2 separate regions of the Homo sapiens genome follow, and region 1 is linked to region 2. A link is a loop called in an ENCODE intact Hi-C map of the cell type or tissue named here. Cell type or tissue: HCT116. All regions are shown on one strand. Each heading gives the region's core, and the rest is flanking DNA. Links, peaks and the distances in the headings are about the cores only. Region 1 overlaps ATE1 (arginyltransferase 1). Region 2 overlaps LOC105378521 (a long non-coding RNA gene).

Region 1 (10,206 bases), core at 852-8,851, 660 kb after region 2:
GTGTGTGTGTGTGTGTGTGTGTGTGTGTGTGTGTGTATTTTGAGAAAGGTCTCGCTCTGTCACACAGGTTGAGTGCAGTGAGGCAATCACAGCTCACCCTAGCCTCCATCTCCCAAGCTCAAGCAATCCTCCTGCCTCAGCCTCCTGAGTAGCGGGACTACAGGTGCAGGCATTACCACACCCAGCTGATTTTTCAAAAATTGGTTTTATTTGTAGTAGAGACGAGGTCTCGCTGTTAACCCAGGCTGGTCTCGAACTCTTGAGCTCAAGTGATCCTCTTGCCTCAGCCTCCCAAAGTGCTGGGATTACAGGCGTGAGCCACCACACTCGACCAGCAACATGTTTTAAATGCTTTCCTCACTGATTTTTTTTTTTTAACCATGATTTCTTGGTCCGTGCTGGTCTCCATGTAGCCCCTCATCTGACCCCTCAGAGTCCACAGAGCTGTCTTCATGGCACCTGTCCTGAGGCTTGTTCTGGTGGGACCCTCTGCATTTCTGCCAGGCCTCCCCCTCAGACTGGATTCTCCCCATGGGAAAGGCTTAGGATTTGTGGACATTCCACCCTAGACCTCTGGGGAAAGCAGCAGACCAACTTCGCGGGTTGTGAAAAACCATCCGGGCTGGTCGATTGTGTTTCCAGCGGGCTCCACATCTATCCTGAGAGGTGAGTATGTGGCTCCCTCTCCCCTGTGGCAGGGAAATGGTGGAGACTCCTCAGACCATCCATCCTTCCAGCCATGGTAACTTGCCACCAGTATTTAATGTTATGTCTGGGGTTGCCAGACAGAAAGCTGTTTGCAGACAATAGCATGCCAGCCACACAAGCAGACCTTCAGCAAGATGCCCCATTTGGCCAGTTCAGCCGCAGCACCCATGACCTTCTTTCAAGTTCTCTATATTTCAGCCAAATTAAACCTCATGCTGTTCCCAACACATGCCCTGTCTTTTTATCTCTGCGCAGGGCTATATTCCTCTGCCGGGAACACTCTAGGCCTCTTTCTTTCCTAAAATTGACCTGAGGTCAAAGATCAGCTGTCTCAGGAGACCTCTTTGCCTTCAATTAGAGACCAGCCCTTCTTCCTAAGAACATCCATAGGATTAATCTGAACTCTTAGATCCCTTCTCATTCCAGCTCATGGTTTTGAGTCAATCCTCTGAGACTCTGAACTCCTGAAGAGCAAAGAGCATGATGCTCCCACCTCTGAATCCCCAGTAGTGCTGTATGTTCCTGTATTCATGGTTTCATTCCATCAACACACATTTACTGGCACTGCTTCAAAAAGCCCTTTCCTGACCACCTTGTCCAAAATGGGCTTTTGTACCACTGAGCACAATCAAACATCCTTTTTTTATTTATTCTTTTACTTGTAAATTCCCTCTCTCCCTAGAATGCAATTCCAATCTGTCTTGTTCACATCTATATTAGTCTATTCTCACATTGCTATAAAGAACTACCTGAGATTGGATAATTTATAAAGAAAAGAGGTTTAATTGACTCACAGTTCTGCAGTCTTAACAGGAAGCATGGCTGGGAGGCCTCAGGAAACTTACAATCACGGCAGAAGGGAAAGCAAGCGCATCTTACCACAGCGGAGCAGGAGAGAGAGCACTTGAAGGGGGAGGTGCCATACTTTTGAACCATCAGATCTCGTGAGAATTCATTCAGTTTCATAAGAACAGCAAGGGGGAAACTGTCCCCATGATCCAATCACCTCCCACCAGGACCCTCCCCTCACATGTGGGGATTACAATTCAACATGAGATTTGGGTGGGGACACAGAGCCAAACCATACCAACCTCAGCGACAAGTATAATACTTAGCATAGAGTAGGTGCTCAGATAGCTGTGGATGAAGGTATCAGTTAAGGAATGAATGCATGGAGCATATAGGTGTGACTTGGGTTTTGCACAGAGCTTTCAAACAGCAAGCAGGTTGAGAGCCCCAGGCCTCTATGAGAGTGGTTAATCTGTGACCCAAGATGTGTGGGGTTAGTATTAGGTCTGTGTGCCCACAGCATACCCTGGCACCACCCTCCTTGCCTGCCCATTGGAATGGGCATGTTCTGCCATCGGGTGATATGGTAATTCTCTGCAAACGTCATTGTGCACTCATCTCCATATGCAAGTCCCAATTCAAATGAGAGGAACAGCACGACTCATGCATTTGGGCCTGCACTTAAATGCCTTATGAGCTTCAAGGAAAAGCATCAGTCTCATAAAATTTAGGAAGAGTTAACAGAAATTAAGAGTGAGTAAAGCAAAATAGCAGTGATATCTTCCTAATGATGTTCAGCCTCACTTCACCCTCCTGAACATTTTCAAGGATCTGTGGCCATGTGAAACCCTGAAGGGAAGGGAACTTTTATTCCACATGCCACTTGGATGGCATCGAGAGCTCTTTTCTGCACTTGCAGAGATTTATTTGCAAGGCTTTTCCCTCCTTTAGGATCTCAATTAGGGGCAAGTGGACTATTCCCAGGGTGAAGTGTGTTCAGCATGTAGAAAAACGCCTTTGTGTCGGTTAGTAGAATGTCCTACCATTTGCGAAATGAATTTACGAGGAAAAGTCCAAATTAAATAGGGATTACACTGATCCCTTTTAAGAATTTTCAATTCATATTGGCGCATTCTATTTTCTGGTGTGTGAGCACTAAACCAAAAACAGTCCTGCCTCAAGTGCTGGGATCTACATACCCATTAGGCCAGGAATTCATTATGCAAAGCAGCTGTTCTACCAACAGCCAAGTGTCCCAAGACAATTCCCCTCACATGTGCTTCTCCTGCTGGGAGGCACGTCAACCCCCCGCTGTGCACGAGCTCCTTTATTTGCTCCTGTCTCTTGCTGCTCATTTGGCAGCAGGTGACCGCGAAGGTGCCTGCCTAGGCACAGACATCCACGCAAGCACCACCTTCACCTCTGGGAACACTCCCCAAGCACCTATTCCTCTCACTTCCACCTGTCTGTTTCAAGGAAACAAAAGAGCAGGCAGAACAAAGGGTGCATTTCTTAGAGATTATCTTTAGTAGCTGCACATTCAAAAGCAGACAGACTGGTATTTTCCTAGGGTTACAAAGGAAAACTCACTTCTATACCTCACGTTTACCACTCTTCTGCACGAGTGTTTCTGTTGTTCTTAATGCGTTCGGAGCCTGCAAAGCTTGATATGGTCTAGTTAGGACTCGCTCCTTGGGAAAGCTTCCTAGATATTTCCAGGGAGTCCCGAGCAGCTCCAGGAGCAGGCCCTGCCTGAGGTCCCGGTTGCTGGGATTCAGCCTCCACACAACACATGGTGTTTTCTCTAGCAGGTTTCTCCAACGAGTCCGGCCTTTCTTTGGCTCCCTTAACTGAGACCAACACACACCATTCCTATGACCCCAGTTGCGTGGTTGGTTTTCTAGAACCTTATGAAAGAAATGCAATGGTAGGAAATTATATATATATATATATATATATTAGACAGAGTTTCACTCTTGTTGCCCAGGCTGGAGTGCAATGGCGCAATCTCGGCTCACCACAACCTCCACCTCCCAGGTTCAAGTGTTTCTCCTGCCTCAGCCTTCTGAGTAGCTGGGATTACAGGCACCTGCCACCACGCCCAGCTAATTTTGTATTTTTAGTAGAGACAGGGTTTCTCCATGCTGGTCAGGCTGGTCTCGAACTCCCGACCTCAGGTGATCCACCCACCTCAGCCTCCCAAAGTGCTGGGATGACAGATGTGAGCCACCGTGCCCGGCAGGGATCCTGATATTATACACAAGGTGCTAGTTAGGAGGTGACATCTGATAGGGACCCAGAAGGTTAGGTCACACTTAAAGGGGAGGGAGCATGACTGGGGAGGAAACAGACCTGGCGAAGATCAAGAAATAGGAAAGAAAGACCTGAGACAGCAGTGTATAGAAGGAGGATATAGGGGAAAGGTTGGCAGGAAAGTCTGGGCTTGCCAGGTGGGCTAGTTTAGCTTTCAATGGGCAGGCTGAGGAGCTGGCTGAGGTTAGGCCGGGGAGAGACAGATCTGCTGGCTGCTGCATTGGGCAGGTGAGCCTGGTGGCGTCTGCATAACAGGATTGGGATGGCCGCTGGTTGAAAGCCTGCTGCAATAATCCAAATAAAACACAACCAGGGCTGCCCCAGCCCAGTAAGTCTGGAAAGATAGAGAATAACGTGGGAGACTGGGATGCATCAGACACGGGATCCCATAACTAGATCATGCATTGGCAGAAATTCCTGCTTCAATGAAGACCTCCCCTCACAATTGCCTTAGTTAGCTACAGAAGAATTCATTCAAAGGCAACCCAAATCTGGAAAAAAATCAAAGATGTGGGAAATGGGAAATAGAATTCATACATTTATTTGCTATAAATATAATTATGTCAAAATGTTTTCTATCAAAAACATTGGCCCAATGGACCAATGCTAAGAAGTTTAAAAAAAAAAAAAAAAAAGCAAAGCGGCTTCTTCTGCCCCCTGGTGGCTTTTGGGGAAAAGTCACTGAAAGGGCAGAAAGAGCAAAGGGGACCAGTTTCTCTCCACTTTGTACCCAAGGGTCAACTGAGCACGCAACACCCTTAAAAATAAGGGAGAAGTGCAGAGGGCTCGCTCCCCTCCCGCGCCAGCTCTCTCTCGGTCAAGGTTGGGCCACAGCCAGTGTCTCCTCCACTAGATCCGAGCCAGTGGCTCTGCCCAGGTGGACAGCAGAGTCGCCGCTGAGATTCTAACTGCTTCCATCGGGGCTCTCGGAGCAGCTGTTGGAACAGGATGGGGAGCAGAGCAATTCTGACAGTGTCAGGAAAACATCCCCCTGGCTTCCCCGTGCCCAGGCTTGAAGACCCAGGGGCTGGATACACAGCCACGGACACAACAGAATTCACTTTTAACGAGGCTTCAGAAAACAACGTTTAACTATATAAACACCTGTTTTTGGAAAATGCTGCAGATCTATTTCCAAATACTGTCTTCCAGCCCACTCTCGCTCCCACTGAGGCAGCATCCCACGGGACCCAACGTCACCACTTTTCCAGTCCAAAAAATGTGCTTTCGATGTCCTGATTTGAGGCTGCTCTTCCTCTAACCTGTGCGGCTCTGTGAAAAGCCAATTTTAAGATGCGATGCCTCCTCCAGAATTCGCCTGTATGCAGAAGAATGATGCAGAAGGAGGCAGAAAAGCCGGAGCAGTTGGGGGCAAGATGAAAACAGTCTAGTCATTATCAGTTAAACTGTAACTGCGTGCGGCAGCGTGCTGAGCGAGACAATCAGCGGAGCCCGTGAAATGTTGCTGGTTTTCCAGATAGCCCGTTTAGTTTTGTCTCAAACAAAACAAACAAAAATGTGCATAATTGTACCCAGGTCTCAAGCCCGTTTTATTTCTCCATTATACCAAGGAAAACTTGAATGGTGGCCCCACTGGAGTGAGGCTCCCGTGAATATGAATAATTGTTCATGAATATGAATAATGGGTTCCTATGAATAATTGTTTATCCACATTCGATTAGAGAGCAGCAGCCATTAGCATCTTTTTAGCCTTCTGACATTAGGGTCTTCTTTGTGAGCAGGTATTTAAAATGGATTCAATTCCACGGTCTTGAAGGCCTGTTCCGATATCGTGAATTTTGCAGATAACTGTAATTTATCCTGTAAGAGAACCTTTTGATTGCTTTAACTATGAAATATTTCCATTGCATTATACATTTGCTTATAATAGAGTATAGGAAATGTATTTTAACCATTTCCTGGACAATTCAACATTGTCATTACCAAAGTCAACTCTCCGACTGGCCTGAAACTACCCTGTTGTTTAGATAACCTTAGCTAAGTAGAGTTTACTCCACCTTTTTTCTGTAATGTTTGTTAAAACTTGAATCTTGTGACCTTTCTTTTTTGGTTGATACCTGCTTTGATCAAGATATAACGGGCTGAAGAACAGCAGCGAGGCTGCGTGCTGAGCTGTCTACACCTGCAAATCTCATCAACTCCTATCAGCTGGGCAGCAGGTTGCCCAGTTCACCACTCCTGATGAGGAAGCTGAAGTTTGCTGAACTTCCTTCTGGCACTAACGTCACACACTTCATAGCGCTCCTAGGACTTGAACTTAGTCTGGTTTGCCTTCCAAGTCCAGATTCTCCAAAACATTTTTTCTTTTTCTTTTAACTTACTAAGTAGGTGAATAAAAGGATGCGGGTGCTTGCTGGGGGAATGTGGCCAGAAGGTTGCTCCCGGTCTGATGTCAGCGCTCCCTACCCACGGTTGTCCACAGGGCACGGGTGGAATGCTGTCGGCCATGCACAGGGAGAGCTGGTCAGGGTAAAATGTGCAACCTTCCATTAGCACGTTGTTTCCAGTTCACTTTTTCCTTTTACTTTGGTGCCAAAAATTTCTTCAGAGAAACATCTCCACAAAGCCCCATGCTCTTTCTCCTATACCACATAGCCCTAATGGCGCTCCCAGGAATAAGGCAGGAGATTTGGTGCATGAATTCCAGCCCATTCTAGCTGCTAAGCGGTGATTGTGTTTCCTTCCTTTCTGCCTTTTCTATGTTCCAGATGGTGAAGTGGCCAGATAAGCAGCCTACAGATAAGTGAGGTCTACAATTCATCACACACCGATAATGCTGACATATAACAGTTTCCGTATCTTTACAAAGGCAATAAATGGGTAAGAGAAATGAATAACACTCATTAGAATAAGGCCAAACTAGTCTCCAGATTTTCCCTTTAAACTTCGCTCCTTTAGTTCCAAACTTTCCCAACAGAATAATTAGTGACTTTATCAGAAATATTAAATACTTCAAGCATAATCACCAGCTGCTGTAGATGCAGAAGCATTAATTGCATACTGCTGGCCACACACTGATTATTTTCCTGGCTTTGTTAGTAAAATAACAAATAGAATTGCAACGTGGCTCAAGAACAGGCAGAAACCAGGAAGACTGGAAGTAGTCATTCGTACTTTCTGCAGGCGCTGCCCTTCATTCTTGCACAGAACTCCCATGGCCACTGCCCGTCAGCAGGGGCCCCTTCCAATCTCCCACCCCCACAAGCTCTGCCCAAGGGGATCAGCAACCAATTTTTGGTGAAGCAAGTCCAGACCAACCTCCCCATATCTAAATGAAATGCCTCCACTGAAATTCCATATGATCTATGGATTGAGACATTGACACGCAGCTTGGGTTAGAAGTAGGCTGGGAAAAAACCCTAGTAATCAAAATTGCCCTAAAAAATGCAATAAAGGAATAAAACATCTCCAAAAGGCAGAGCCATAAATCTTTCCAATCTTTCTTCTGGGCTGATTTAATCATGTGTACTATCCACCAGCTGTATGTTAACCAGTATAAGGGAGATGTTATGATGAGTATTTATTTTCTCCCACCTTTCTTTTGCAGAGTTAGGTCACTGAAGATTTTTGAGTAGACTTCTTTTGTAAGATGCATGAACATCCTTTGATTGCTATAGATTCAGAGATTGTTATTGATAAAGTTTTTTATTTGGATAAAATAAATATGCAACTAGAAAACTAGAAACCTGGAAGAAAATTTAAGATGCAATATTTGAAAGTGGAAATAAAAGAACAGGAATCCTGTGTAAATATTTCTGAATTAATCTTTCAGTCATTCAAATTGTTCTTTAAGGAAGCAGCATCTCTGTACATAGCTTAACTGTAAATCTAAATGGAACAGTTATCTTAGGAAACTGATATAGTAATGAGATGCTACAAACGCACATAGGCATAGCTGCACTTAAATCAAACGTGGGACTAGATTGCACAATGGGAATTACATATGAGAAACCGCAAAGTGTCAAAGGAAGTTGCCCACAAACAAATGTTCCCCTGTCATAGTACCACAGTGTTTTACCACATAGAAACCTAAGAAAGTACCAAAGCATGACACATTTTATTTTATTTTATTTTTTTGAGACGGAGTCTCACACTGTCGCCCAGGCTGGAGTGCAGTGGCGCGATCTCAGCTCACTGCAACCTCCGCCTCCCTGGTTCAAGAGATTCTCCTGCCTCAGCCTCCCGAATAGCTGGGATTACAGGCGCCCACCACCATGCCCATCTAATTGTTTTTGTATTTTTAGTAGAGACGGGGTTTCTCCATGTTGGCTAGGATGGTCTTGAACTCCTGACCTCGTGATTCGCCCGCCTCAGCCTCCCAAAGTGCTGGGATTACAGGCGTGAGCCATCACACCCGGCCCGAATTTAAATTTTAATTGAATTAGACATATGTGGCTAAAGCTACCTTATTGTACAGGGCAGCCTTAGCAGTTTGTGTCATTCCTACCATAATCATAAATCCAAACCCTTTATCAAGTTGATTCCGTGAATCAAAACTGAGACATCCTACCATTACTAGGGAGATTTCACTGCGTACATGCTCTCTTGCTGTATGTACATATGTGTGTACAGTATTTGCCTTAAAGGTCAGTAAAGTAACTCACATCAGCAACAGTTAACTTCCGAAGTACAGTCTGGCCACCTCTCGATATTTTAAAATATTCTGGACAAATATGTAGAACTGTTGACATACGACTGAGCTAAAAGCCTTAAGCTCTGAATTCACAAACCTAAAATGCTGTTTTTCTTGTTTCACGATCAAAAAGCTCCAATAGTTGAGAGATGCTATTCAGATTCACTGAATACTGAACTAACAAAGTGTGATGAATTGGATTTCATGAAGTATTCATGAGTTTTCATTTAACATTAATTAAAATTTTAAAAACCTTATGTTAAATAATTTTAAGACCCTGGCACAGACTGACAAGCATGGAAAATTAAGGTTCAGAAGAAAATTTCATTCAAAATCACAATTGAATAATATGTTGGGAGTACATTTATATATATAAATACATACACGTGTAAACACACACACACACGCACAATTTTTGAGAGACAAGGACTCGCTCTGTCACCCAAGCTGTATAGCAGTGGTGTGATCATAGCTCACTGAAGCTGTGAACTGAACTCAAGCGATCCTTGTTTCAGCCTCCCAGGTAGCTAGGACTACAGGCACACAACACGCCTGGCTAATTTTGTTTTTGTAGAGATGGGGTCTCACTATGTTGCCCAGGCTTGTCTGGAACTCCCAGCCTCAAGCAATCCTCCTGCCTTGGCCTCCCAAAGGACCTTTTTCTTATAATGACTCTAGCCTGTAACATCAAAATAAATAAATCTTTAAAACCACTTTTTAAACATATTGCATTTAATCAAACTTTAATGATCAAAGAAACAAAAATACTTGTGCTAGTCACTAACAGTCTGCTTTATACATGCCAGACAAGAATGCCCCTAAGATGGCTGAAATGCTCCATTTCGAGTGGTATTACAAATGCCATGTAAGAGCTGCTATACTAACTTTTAAAAACAGCACTTTTAATTTAGAATTGCTTCTTCATATTGCAGATGAAGAGATGTGATGAGGAAACCACGCTCTCTATATGCATGCAAGCTATTTGGAAGCTCTAATAAAAACTTGGGAAACAAAACGTCTACAGCAACTTTAATTCTTAGTCTACACTGAAACGTGAAAGGTAGTCAGGAGTTGTTGCCGATGGGATTAAAATTGTTTTTACTTTTCTTCAGTATTCTTTTCTATATTGTCTAAATGTTTCCTGATGAACACTGTCCATTTCAACTAAGAAAAGGCTAAGTCCATTCTGGAGGAAAAAAATGACAGTGGGAATTGTAACTAATATTTAAATCACTTGGAAATAGGATTCATTTTATCACCAACCTACCAGGACCCTCTTTACTGTAAAGAGATAAAACACTAGTAAATGTATTGCATAAATATACCACAGACTATTATGAACAATTAAAGCACACTTTATATTTTTTAAAATTTCTCTGTAAACGTTCTAAGATAAATTATATTTGAATTTGATAAAGTCCTATTTTGAATCCCTTTGGGTTATAAAAGTCTATTCCCTAATTTATCTTGTGAAAATCCAGACTTCTGGCTTAAAATGGGATTTACTTTACTCTCTGAGAAAGGAATCCACCGTACTTTGATTTAGATAACCACATGGTCTGGAACTCCATTTAGTGAAAATTAAATTTTATGACTCATATAGCCAATGTTTTACCTCTGTTTTCTACATATTCACAGCAGGTGAAATGTGTTCAGGAATTTAAAGATGAAAACATATGTCTTTTAAGTAATGACCACCAAGAGCCACTGCAGATAGAAACAGCTTTATTTTTTCCATTCAG
Region 2 (10,206 bases), core at 1,194-9,193:
CTCCTGACCTCAGGTGATCTGCCCGCCTCAGACTCCCAAAGTGCTGGAATTACAGGCATGAGGCACTGCACCCAGTGTATAATACCATTTTTAATGTAATATCATTTTGTATCGAGAAAAAAGGAACAACAGAAAAATTCTGACTGGCCTCCATATCTCTTGGTGGCCCACATTTTCAACTTCCTCAGTTAATTTTTTCCACCTTTTTCTTCAATGGCTTGATTGAGATCTATTTCACATACCTTATAATTCACATACTTTAAAGTATACAATGCAGTAGTGTTCAGTATATTTACAAAATTTTGCAACCATCCCCATTATCTAACTCCAGAACATTTTCATCACCCTAAAAAGAAAGCTCATGTGCATTGGTAGTCACTCCCCATGTTACCACAGCCCTCATCCCTAGGCAATCATTAATCTACTTCCTGTCTCTATAGACTAACCCATTCTAGACATTTTATGTAAATGGAATCATACAATATGTGGCCTTTGGGTCTGGCTTCTTTCAGTTAGCATAAAGTTTTTAAGGTTCATCCATGTTTATCAGTATCAGTACTTCATTCCTTGTTAAGGCTACTATTCCATTGTATGGATATACCATGCTTTATCCATTCATCAGCTGATAGACTTTTGGGCTATTATATATAATATTGACATGTATGAATTTTCATATGGACATATATTTTCAACTATCATGGGCATACTGTACCTGGCATAAAATTGCTGGATCATATGGTAACTCTATGTTTAACTTTTTAAGGAATTGCCAGACAACTTTCCAAGATCATGACACCCTATTACATTCCCACCAGCAATCTATGAGTTGTCCAGTTCCTCCACATCTTTGTCAATACTTGTTACTGTCTGCCTTTTTGATTATAGCTATTCTAATGGGTGTGAAGTGATATTTCATTGTGGTTTTGACTTGCACTTCCCTAATGACCAATGATGTTGAATATCCTTTCATGTGTTAATCATTTATTTGAATATCTTCATCAGAGAAATGTCTATTCAGACCGTTTGCCTATTTTTAAATTGGTTTGTCTGTCTTTTTGTTGTTGAGTTGTAAGAGTTCTTTATATATTCTGGATATAATTTCCTTATCAGATATATGATTGGCAAATATTTTCTCCCATTGGGTGGGTTGTCTTTTTACTTTCGTAATAGCATACTTTGAAGCACAAACGTTTTAAATTTTGATTAAATTTGATTATCTGGATATTTTTTGTTCCTTGTGCTTTAGGTGTCATATCTAAGAAGTCATTGCCTAACCTAAAGTCATCAAGATTTACACATATTTCCTTCTAAAAGATTTGTTGTTTTAGTTCTATATTTAGGTCTATGATCTATTTTAAATTAATTTTTGTATACTGTGTGGGGCAGGGATCCAACTTCATTTGTTTGCATGTGAATATATAGTTGTTTCAGTATAATTTGTTGAAAAGACTGTTCTTTCCCCCATTGAATGGTCTTGGCACTTTTCTTGAAAATCAATTGACTACAGATATATGGGTGTATTATTGGACTCACAATTCTGTTCCATTAATCTATATGTCTATCTTTATGCCAGTACCACACAGTCTTGGTTACTGTAGTTTTATAGTAGTTTTTGAAATCTTTGCATGAATCCTCCAACTTTATTCTTTTTATTTTTCAAGATTGTTTTGGCTATTCTGGGTCCTTTGAATTTCCATAAATACTTTGGAATCACTTGTCAATTTACACATGCACATACATATACAAAGGCAGCTGGAGTTTTGATAGAACTTGTATTGAATATTGAATTCATAGACCATTTGGGGAAGTATTGCCATCTTAACACTATTAAGTCTTCCAATTCATAAATTCTTTATATTTAATCTTTTGAAATTCTTCAACAATGTTTTATAGTTTTCAGTGTGTATATCTTATACGACTTTGTTTAAATCGATTCCCAAGCATTTTATTCTTTTTTATACTATTGTAAATGGAATTGTTTTCTCAATTTCATTTTCAGATCATTCTTTGCTATTGTATAGAAATATAATTGATTTTATATACTTATCTTGTGTTCTGCAACCTTGCTGAACTGATTTAGTAGTTCTAATATATTTTAGTGGATTCCTTAGGATTTTCTACAAGATTATACAGTCTACAATATTATGTCATCTGCAAATGGAAGTAGTTTTGTGTCTTCATTTCTAGTCAGGATGATTTTTATTTCTTTTTCCTGGCTAATTTTCCTGGCTAAAACCTCCAGTGCAATATTGATTAGAAGTGCCAAAAATGAACATTTTTTTCTTGTACCTGATTTTTAGGGGGAAAGCATTCAGTCTTTTACCTCTTTTTGGCTATGGGCTTATTATAGATACCCTTTGTGTTAGTTCATTCAGGCTGCTGTAACAAAATATAATAAACGGGGTGGCTTATGAACAATAGACATGTATTTTTCACAATTCTGGAAACTGGGAGGTCCAAGATCAAGGTGCTGGCGGATTCAGTGTCTGGTGAGGGCCAACCTTCTGATTGATCTTTTCTCTGTGTCCTCACATGGTGAAATGAGTAAGGGAGATCTCTCGAGCCTCTTCCATAAGGGCACTAATCCCATTCATGAGGGCTTCACCCTCACAGCCTAATCATCCCCCAAATGTCCACCTTCTAACACCATCCCCTTGCAGGTTAGGATTTCAACATATGAATTTCGGGGGGACACATTCAGACCACAGCACCCTTTCTCAGGTTGAGGAAGTTCCCTCCTATTCCTACTTTCTGAGTGTTCCCTGTTTCTTTAAAAAACAAAAATTATGCCCAGCTTAGGGCATAATTATGTCCCCCTCCATTATCTTATTTCCATATCATTCAATTCCAGCTTAGAGCTGTCTGAATGTCTCGTTTTGTACATTCAAGAAGGTATTGTCATATCTGATGCTCACAGTGACAACTCAAAGACTAAAAATTCTGTGATATCCCAAGTTTCAGGAGGCACAGCACTATATAAAACACTTTGAAATATTTCTGTCCAAAGTGGTTTAAATATTACTTATAATAACTAGTAAAAGTTTAAAAAGTGGTTTAAGGCTGGGCGCGGTGGCTCACGCCTGTAATCCCAGCACTTTGGGAGGCCGAGGCGGGCGGATCACAAGGTCAGGAGATTGAGACCATCTTGGCTAACACGGTGAAACCCCGTCTCTACTAAAAATACAAAAAATTAGCCGGGCGCGGTGGCGGGTGCCTGTAGTCCCAGCTACTCAGGAGGTTGAGGCAGGAGAATGGCGTGAACCTGGGAGGCGGAGCTTGCAGTGAGCCGAGATTGTGCCACTGCAATCCGGCCTGGGCTAAAGAGCGGGACTCCGTCTCAAAAAAAAAAAAAAAAAAAAAAAAAAAAAGTGGTTTAAATAAAGTGAAGAGTATTACTGCTCAAAAGGTGAACTCCCCTGCCCACCCGGTTCCCCAGTGAAGTCCTGCGCTGCTTGCTCTGTTTCCTTCTCCATGTCAGTTAAAATCAACACATTCCTTTTATCACCCGATGAGGAAACAGGTCCCTCTCAAGCCTGCAACTGGTTATCTTCCAAGTCCTTTAGTTCTTCTTCCTTTATCCCCACTAATTGCAAGTCTCCCTCCATTATCTTCTTATTTCCACATTGTTCAATTCCAGTGGAATACAGGAATTGGCCCATGGGGAAGAGCAGAAAAACGAAAGGAATGAAAATGCTTCAGTGTTTCAGGAGATTTGAAGATGTTTCAGGAGATTTCAGTGTTTCAGGAGATTGAAGCTGCAGTGAGGATGAGCCTCCCTGATCCCCTTCTCCTCCCGTGTCCCTGCTGGACTAAAGGAGTTCCCATGAGGGAGGCTGGCAGCTGACAGGATCACCCAGGACTAGGACTTGTGGCCCCCAGACCACTCCTGGATGTGCCCCATAGCGGCCCCTGAAGGCGCTGCCTCCTTCTTTGCTGGGCCTCAGCCTCTTTGCTGGGCCTTGGGTCTCGGGACCTCCAAGGCATGTCATCTTCTTTCTCTGTGTCCTCCACTGCTCAGATTGTGGCTGCCTCAGCCATGGCAAATGGCAAGGACCCCAGTTTCACTTCCCGGCCCACCCAGACACCAGGCAGAAACTCTAATAACCACTTTTCTGGGTTTCTACATCCTGTGTCTCTGGATGACTAATCATCTCCAGAGCATGAACAATTGAGTCATCTCAAGCCCCAGGCTTGAATTTGTGCACAAGGCAACCAGCTTCTCCTCGGCAGGCTCTGGGAGCACTGGCTGAAGTAGGTGTGGCCCTCCTAAGTCACCATCCTGGCCTGGAACTCTTGGAGCACAATAGGCTCCTCCGGGTTTGTTGAAGAGCCTTTGCTCAACTGAACCTCTTTATTGTAGGCTTTTGCTCCTTTCTGAACAGGCTCTTACAAGTAGAGCATGCAAGATCGCATTATGTTTAGAGTCCCCATGAGGCCATGCTCTGCAGGCGGCCTTGGGACACCAGCGCATCCTCTTCTGGGAACAGAACTCCAAGCTCCTTTGAATAACAACTACTCCCCTTCTCTCTGAGCTGACTCAGGCCGGCCAATTGACATAATTCCAATCTCTGGTGACAGTTATTGCTTCAGGGATTGGCACATAACCCAAGTTTGTCCTACTAGAATAAATCCTGGGACTTATTTATAAGCTGACAGAAGGAGATGTATTCTTTTTTCCACAGCCTCTATCCTGAAGAGCGTTGGACCCTGGAGCTGCTGGCCACATCTTGATCTGCCATATGTGGTCCAAGAATGAAGTCAACACGAAGGAGAATGAAGGTGCTGAGGGATAAAGTTATTGACATTCTAGGAGCTCCTGGATCAAACCATGCCTGAACTCAATTTATCCCTTGAACTTTTCAATTACATGAATAAATCCTCCTTTTGCCTGAGTCAATGTGGATTAGTATCATTGGCATTCAGAAGATTCCTAAAGTCTCAGGTCTTCTGCACATCTATAACCATGGCAATTGCGGTCCTGCTCTCCTTTCCCCTCCCCTGAGCAGGCAAGCTTTCCTTCTCTATCATGTAAACCTCCTGGGTCATTCAGAGTATTTCTCAAATGTTACCTGGAGTTTCCCAAGACTTCAGTTCTCACTGACCATTTACTTCTTAAACTGCTAGGATGATAACCTATAACTTTGCATCTAACCAATCCCTTAGCACTTTCCTTAGAGACTTCTTAGAGATCTTTTTGATGCCTAAGGGTAGGAATCAGGGCTTCTCTATCTTGTATATGCACTGCCCCCCACCCACAGGTCCATAGAATAACAGCTGAGGACCTGTAGCTCTACAAGGGCAGGGACTGTCAAACATGCCAGACTGCACATGGTAGTTACCACTAGAGGGCTCTGGGTATGGGCAATAAGCAGGACTTCTGCATTTTACATCTATGCTATCATTCGAGTCTTGTATGAGCATTTATTTTACAAATCTCTATCTTGCAAAGCAAACCCTTAGTGTGAATAACTGAGGAGTGGTGGATCGGCCAGCTCTTCCGTGCAGTGTTCTAAAGCCTCTTGCTCCTGTCTCTCCTGTGGGAAACCCATAGTTACGGCTTCAAGCAGAGACCCAAGCACCACCTCAGGGTCTTGACCTTGTGTGGGAATAATCTATCACCAAGATGCAGACAGAGACAAACTGCTTCACAGAGCATTTTATCCCCTAGAAAATCCCCAACCCCAGCATCCTGGGTGCTGCCCAACCTCTTCAAATACAAAGGCAAATAAAATAAATAAAAGTAAATATTGTACTCATAAGCAACAGAATGCCTAGCAACCAAGAACAAGGGAGGGCTGGAGGAAGAAGGTTGACTTTCGCAGGCCCTTGTGTATAAACTGCAGTAAAAGTCTTCTCTGTGTGAATAATATATTTTTGAGCGTTAAATTATAGAAGGTGTAAGGAATGCTAAGGCTGAGACCCAACAGAGAGAGCTGGCCCCACCCTGAATGGGAGGGGCAGGGGTCTCCTTGGTCTTTGTCCCTGCTGACTGGTATTGAGGGAGGGGGAGTCTCCGCTGTAGCTTCAGGAATGGAACACAGGGCACCAGGCCTCAGTTAATCCCTTTAGGGACCCTTAGCCCTGAAACAATGCTGGTGCAACCCCACATGTAACTCAGAAGAAAATGTTAAGTCACGAAATAAATGTAAGAGCTCTGATGTTTTTCTATAACACCCATTTCAATGCTTTGTTAGAAAGTATGTACGTAAAGCACATGACATTGTTCTCATTAAATTTTTTTGTTACGAAAACTTTTAAACACACTCAGAAGAGTAGGATTTTTGAACCTCTCATCTGGGTACAATATTATTAAAATTCTGCCACATCTGCCTTGTTGATCTTTTTGCTCTTTTTCTTGGTTAAACTATTTGGAAGCAAATCCAAGGCATCATGTCATTTCATCTGCACATACCTTGGTATAATCCATGAAAATTATGGACATATTCTCATATAACCATAAAGCCAGTATCATACCTTAATGAGTTGGGTATGTTCTGTTTGTTTTTGTTTTGGGCATCCTCCAACCTCCAGTACCTAACCCATTATCAGATTTCCCTGATTGTCTCAAAGGGTCTTTTGCATTTGTTGTGTGTTCTCATTGTTAATACCCTTGTGTCGTAAGTCCCCTGGGTGCATGCTTAGATTGACTTTTGGAAATCTAAGATTATTTGGTATTTATTGAAAGCAGAAGAGAGGGAAGAAAAAAAAAAGACAAAGCAGTGAAAAGGAAAACATGGAAGTGGTATTTTTATAAGATCTATGTGACATTTTGCTGGCTGTCACCTTTGCTCATATAGGATCCCCACTGCTTAGGATAGGATTAAACTGTCCCAGCTTATAAAGCAGGCATTTTCCCCAGTGTCTTCTGAATTCTGAAGATTTTGGGTGGGATGTGGATAAAGTGTTGCTGTCCTTGTCTGTCACCATGACAACTCCAGCCAGGACTTGGCCTTGCTAGGGTTTTCTGGTGGATTGTGGAGCCTGCTACCCCTAGGTCACAATGAGCAGGAACGTGGATTTACAGATATACAGCTGCTCCCTGGCATGGCTTCCCCAAGGAAGTAGGAGAGGGGATCTTGAGGGCCAAGGTTAGTAGCAAATGTGAAAGCTAAGAAGAGACATGGAAAACTTCTCTTGACTACATGGGGGTTGGTCGGGGGTACATCTGACTCCCACGAACAGACAAATCTAAGAAGAGTGAGAAGCATTCTTACCTTCTGACCCAGCAACCCCACCTCTAGGAATTTGTTGAGAAAAAGCCAGAGTTTGCACAAAGATTTATTTTGTTTGAGAATGTCCCTTAAGCTCTTTATAGCAATAAAAAGAGCTGGGAGGATTGCCTTAAGACTCAATGATGCAGAATTGGTTTAATAAATTATAGCTCATTGCTATAAGGGAACACTAAGCATCCATTCAAAACATGTTTTGAAAAAATATTCAAAGATACAGAAAAATGTCCACAATATATTAAGTGGAAGAAAAAAGAGGTTATAAAAAATCAGTCTGATGTCAGTCTCATTTTCTCATTTTTTAAAAATTAAAAGAAAAAGAAATGAGGGAGGGACTGAGAAGTCTATAATTAAAATGTTTCTTAAAATATATATAGTTTTTTCACTAAGTGATAAAATTTTTGACATTACTTTTCAAATTTCTTACGATGAACACCCGTCAACTTGTAATATAAAATTTTTATTTTATTTCCTTATTTATTTATTTTGAGACAGAGTTTCACTCTATCACCCAGGCTGGAATGCAGTGGCATAGTCTTGGTTCAGTGCAGCTTTGACTTCCTGGGCTCAAGTGATCCTCTTGCTTCAATCTCCTGAGTAGCTGGGATTATAGGGACTCACCACTACACCGGGCTAATTTTTGTAAAAAAAAAAATTTTAGCAATAGGGTCTCACTATGTTGCCCAGGCTGGTCTTGAACTCCTGGACTCGAGAGATCCTCTAGCCTCATCCTCTCAAAGCACTGGGATTACAGTTATGAGCCACTGTGCCCAGCCTAATTTTTATATTAATAATAGTAAATGTAACAAAGAGGCAAAAGGAAAGGAGGAAGGAAAGAATGGGAGAGACAGGGAGGGGAAGAGAAGGTAAAGTGCAAACAGAAAAGAAAAGGGAGAGAAAGAAACAGAAAAGAAAAGTAACCTGGGCCCATGAGATTTAAGAGCAGTTTTAGAAAGTTCATTTAGGGTTAAAAAAATTCTGTTACAAAAGAAGAAAAGGAAACAAAATAAAGATTTAGAAGGTCTAAGTAATTTTTAAATAAGTTGTTGGCACATATACATTGACTGGACAACCTCAGGCCAAAATTTTCTTTGGAGAGTGTGGCTTCCTTCCTTTATAAGACTAACATAAACATACGTGTGCATGTGGGTGCAGCGCACCAGCACGGCACATGTATACATATGTAACTAACCTGCACAATGTGCACATGTACCCTAAAACTTAAAGTATAATAAAAAAAAAAGTGCTTATAAAATATGAAAAAAAAAAAATACATAACAAAAGACTAACATAATAATGAATCTTGACTTTTTAGGTTGTGAGGATAATAAGTAATTTATAATACTGTAGAAATGAATTTATATAATTTTACTGAATGGTCATAAGGTAGCCGTTCAATCAATTAAGAACCCGGTATCGAGTTTCACAATTTATTAGCTAAAAAGGGTCTGCCTAGGGGACTGCTGCTCACTAAAATGTGATGACAAAGTTGGATAAAACTCTCCCCATGAAGTTTTCCAGGCCACTCAGAAATTACTGTCTGTGTTCAACGTGAAAAGAAAAACATGCAGCTCCTGGTGACAGCTACTGGCCTACAAGCAAATGAAGCTTAAAGCAATGTGTTTCTTGGGGACACTGGCCAGTGTGGCCTCTGTCATCAGGATGGTGGTGTCACCTGCCTATTGTCCTAGTCCCTGGTTCTGCAGCTTTTGCTGGGGCTTTGGGGAAGAGGATGGCAGAGGAGGGCACAGTTCGGGCAGGGGGGGTCCCCAGAACTCCTTCCCTCTCTGACCCCTTCTTGCCTTTTCCAAAACAGACCCATGGCACGGGGCATTTAGAACAGCACACACATCCTACAGAACACACTCAGTTAATTCTCAGTTGTCCAGGGCTGTGTAGTCCAGTTATGATTTCAGGCACTGATTGCCTTCCTCTCCCCGATCTTTGGTTAGCTGAGATGGCTCCTAGCATTTCCGCACATCATGGCTGAGGAGAAAGTTGAAGCTCCTGCCAAGAATGGGAGATGATCACTGTCCGGGGCTTTCTGGTCCCTGGCACACTAAGAACCTCTTACGTGTTGGCTTCATCCTCAGCATGCATCTAACCGGTATTTATTGAGCACCTGCTCTGCACTGGAGCCTATTCTAGGTACTAAAGATATAGCAGTGAACAAAACAAAGTTTTCCTTCCAGAAAATAAACAGTAAGAAGACAATAAACAAGAAAAATACATAAAGCATATAGTATGCCAGATGGTTTAGAGCTAAGAATGAAAATGAAGTAGAGACAATAGGGGCAAGAAATCTGAAAGGTTGCTATTCAGACACAGTGACCAGGGAAGGCCTTGCCAAAGAATGCTATTTGGGTTTTTTGTTTGGTTTGAGATGGAGTCATGCTCTGTCTCCCAGGCTGGAGTGCAGTGGCACGATCTTGGGTTGCTGCAACCTCCACTTCCCAGGTTCAAGTGATTCTCCTGCCTCAGCTTCCGAAGTAGCTGGGATTACAGGCATGCGCCATGACATCTGGCTAATTTTTGTATTTTTAGTAGAGATGGGGTTTTTGCCATGTTGGCCAGGCTGGTCTCGAACTCCTGACCTCAGGTGATCCGCCCGTCTTGGCCTCCCAAAGTGCTGGAATTACAGGCATGAGCCATCACGCCCAGCCAAGAATCCTATTTGTAAATGGGAGTGAAGGAGGTGAGAGAGTGAGCCAGGCAAGGATTCGAAGAAAGAGACATCTAAGCAAGGATGCCGCGAGTGCAAAGACCCTGAGGTCAGTTGGTTTCCGGCATTCCTAAGCAATGTTTCTCAATCTTTTTCTTATTGCCCTCTTATGGAGTTCTTTTACACGTTTTTATTTTCGCTAATTGCCCCCTCATGACATTTTAAAGCCGTAGATACATCATATATCCGTTCATTTACTGTGTGTATATCTGTGCTTTATAAATGTTAAAAAGTAAGATACTTTTTGCCCTCAAG

The links. Hi-C counts contacts between places; a loop is a spot of excess contacts. Peaks named below come from ENCODE experiments on the same cell type or tissue, not always from the same donor. Only the 100,000 strongest peaks of a DNase experiment are listed, where the experiment ranks them.
Region 1: it touches region 2 in a loop (4-fold over the local background); 3 of 110 quality-filtered maps call a loop at or near these places.

The regions. Positions count from the first base shown.
Region 1 is chr10:121,730,252-121,740,457 of GRCh38, forward strand. ATE1 (arginyltransferase 1) reads right to left here. Exons shown (of 12, transcript NM_001001976.3): 12 at 10,173-10,206. Among named protein-coding and RNA genes, the nearest start is that of FGFR2, 140 kb to the left of the region's middle. RefSeq lists an enhancer at 2,458-3,050. In HCT116, for the core only: a CTCF peak has its summit at 4,491 (motif pointing left); a DNase peak (open chromatin) is centred at 4,440.
Region 2 is chr10:121,065,135-121,075,340 of GRCh38, forward strand. All of the region lies in intron 2 of LOC105378521 (a long non-coding RNA gene), which reads right to left. Among named protein-coding and RNA genes, the nearest start is that of LINC01153, 110 kb to the right of the region's middle. In HCT116, for the core only: a CTCF peak has its summit at 5,345 (motif pointing right); DNase peaks (open chromatin) are centred at 4,197 and 5,337.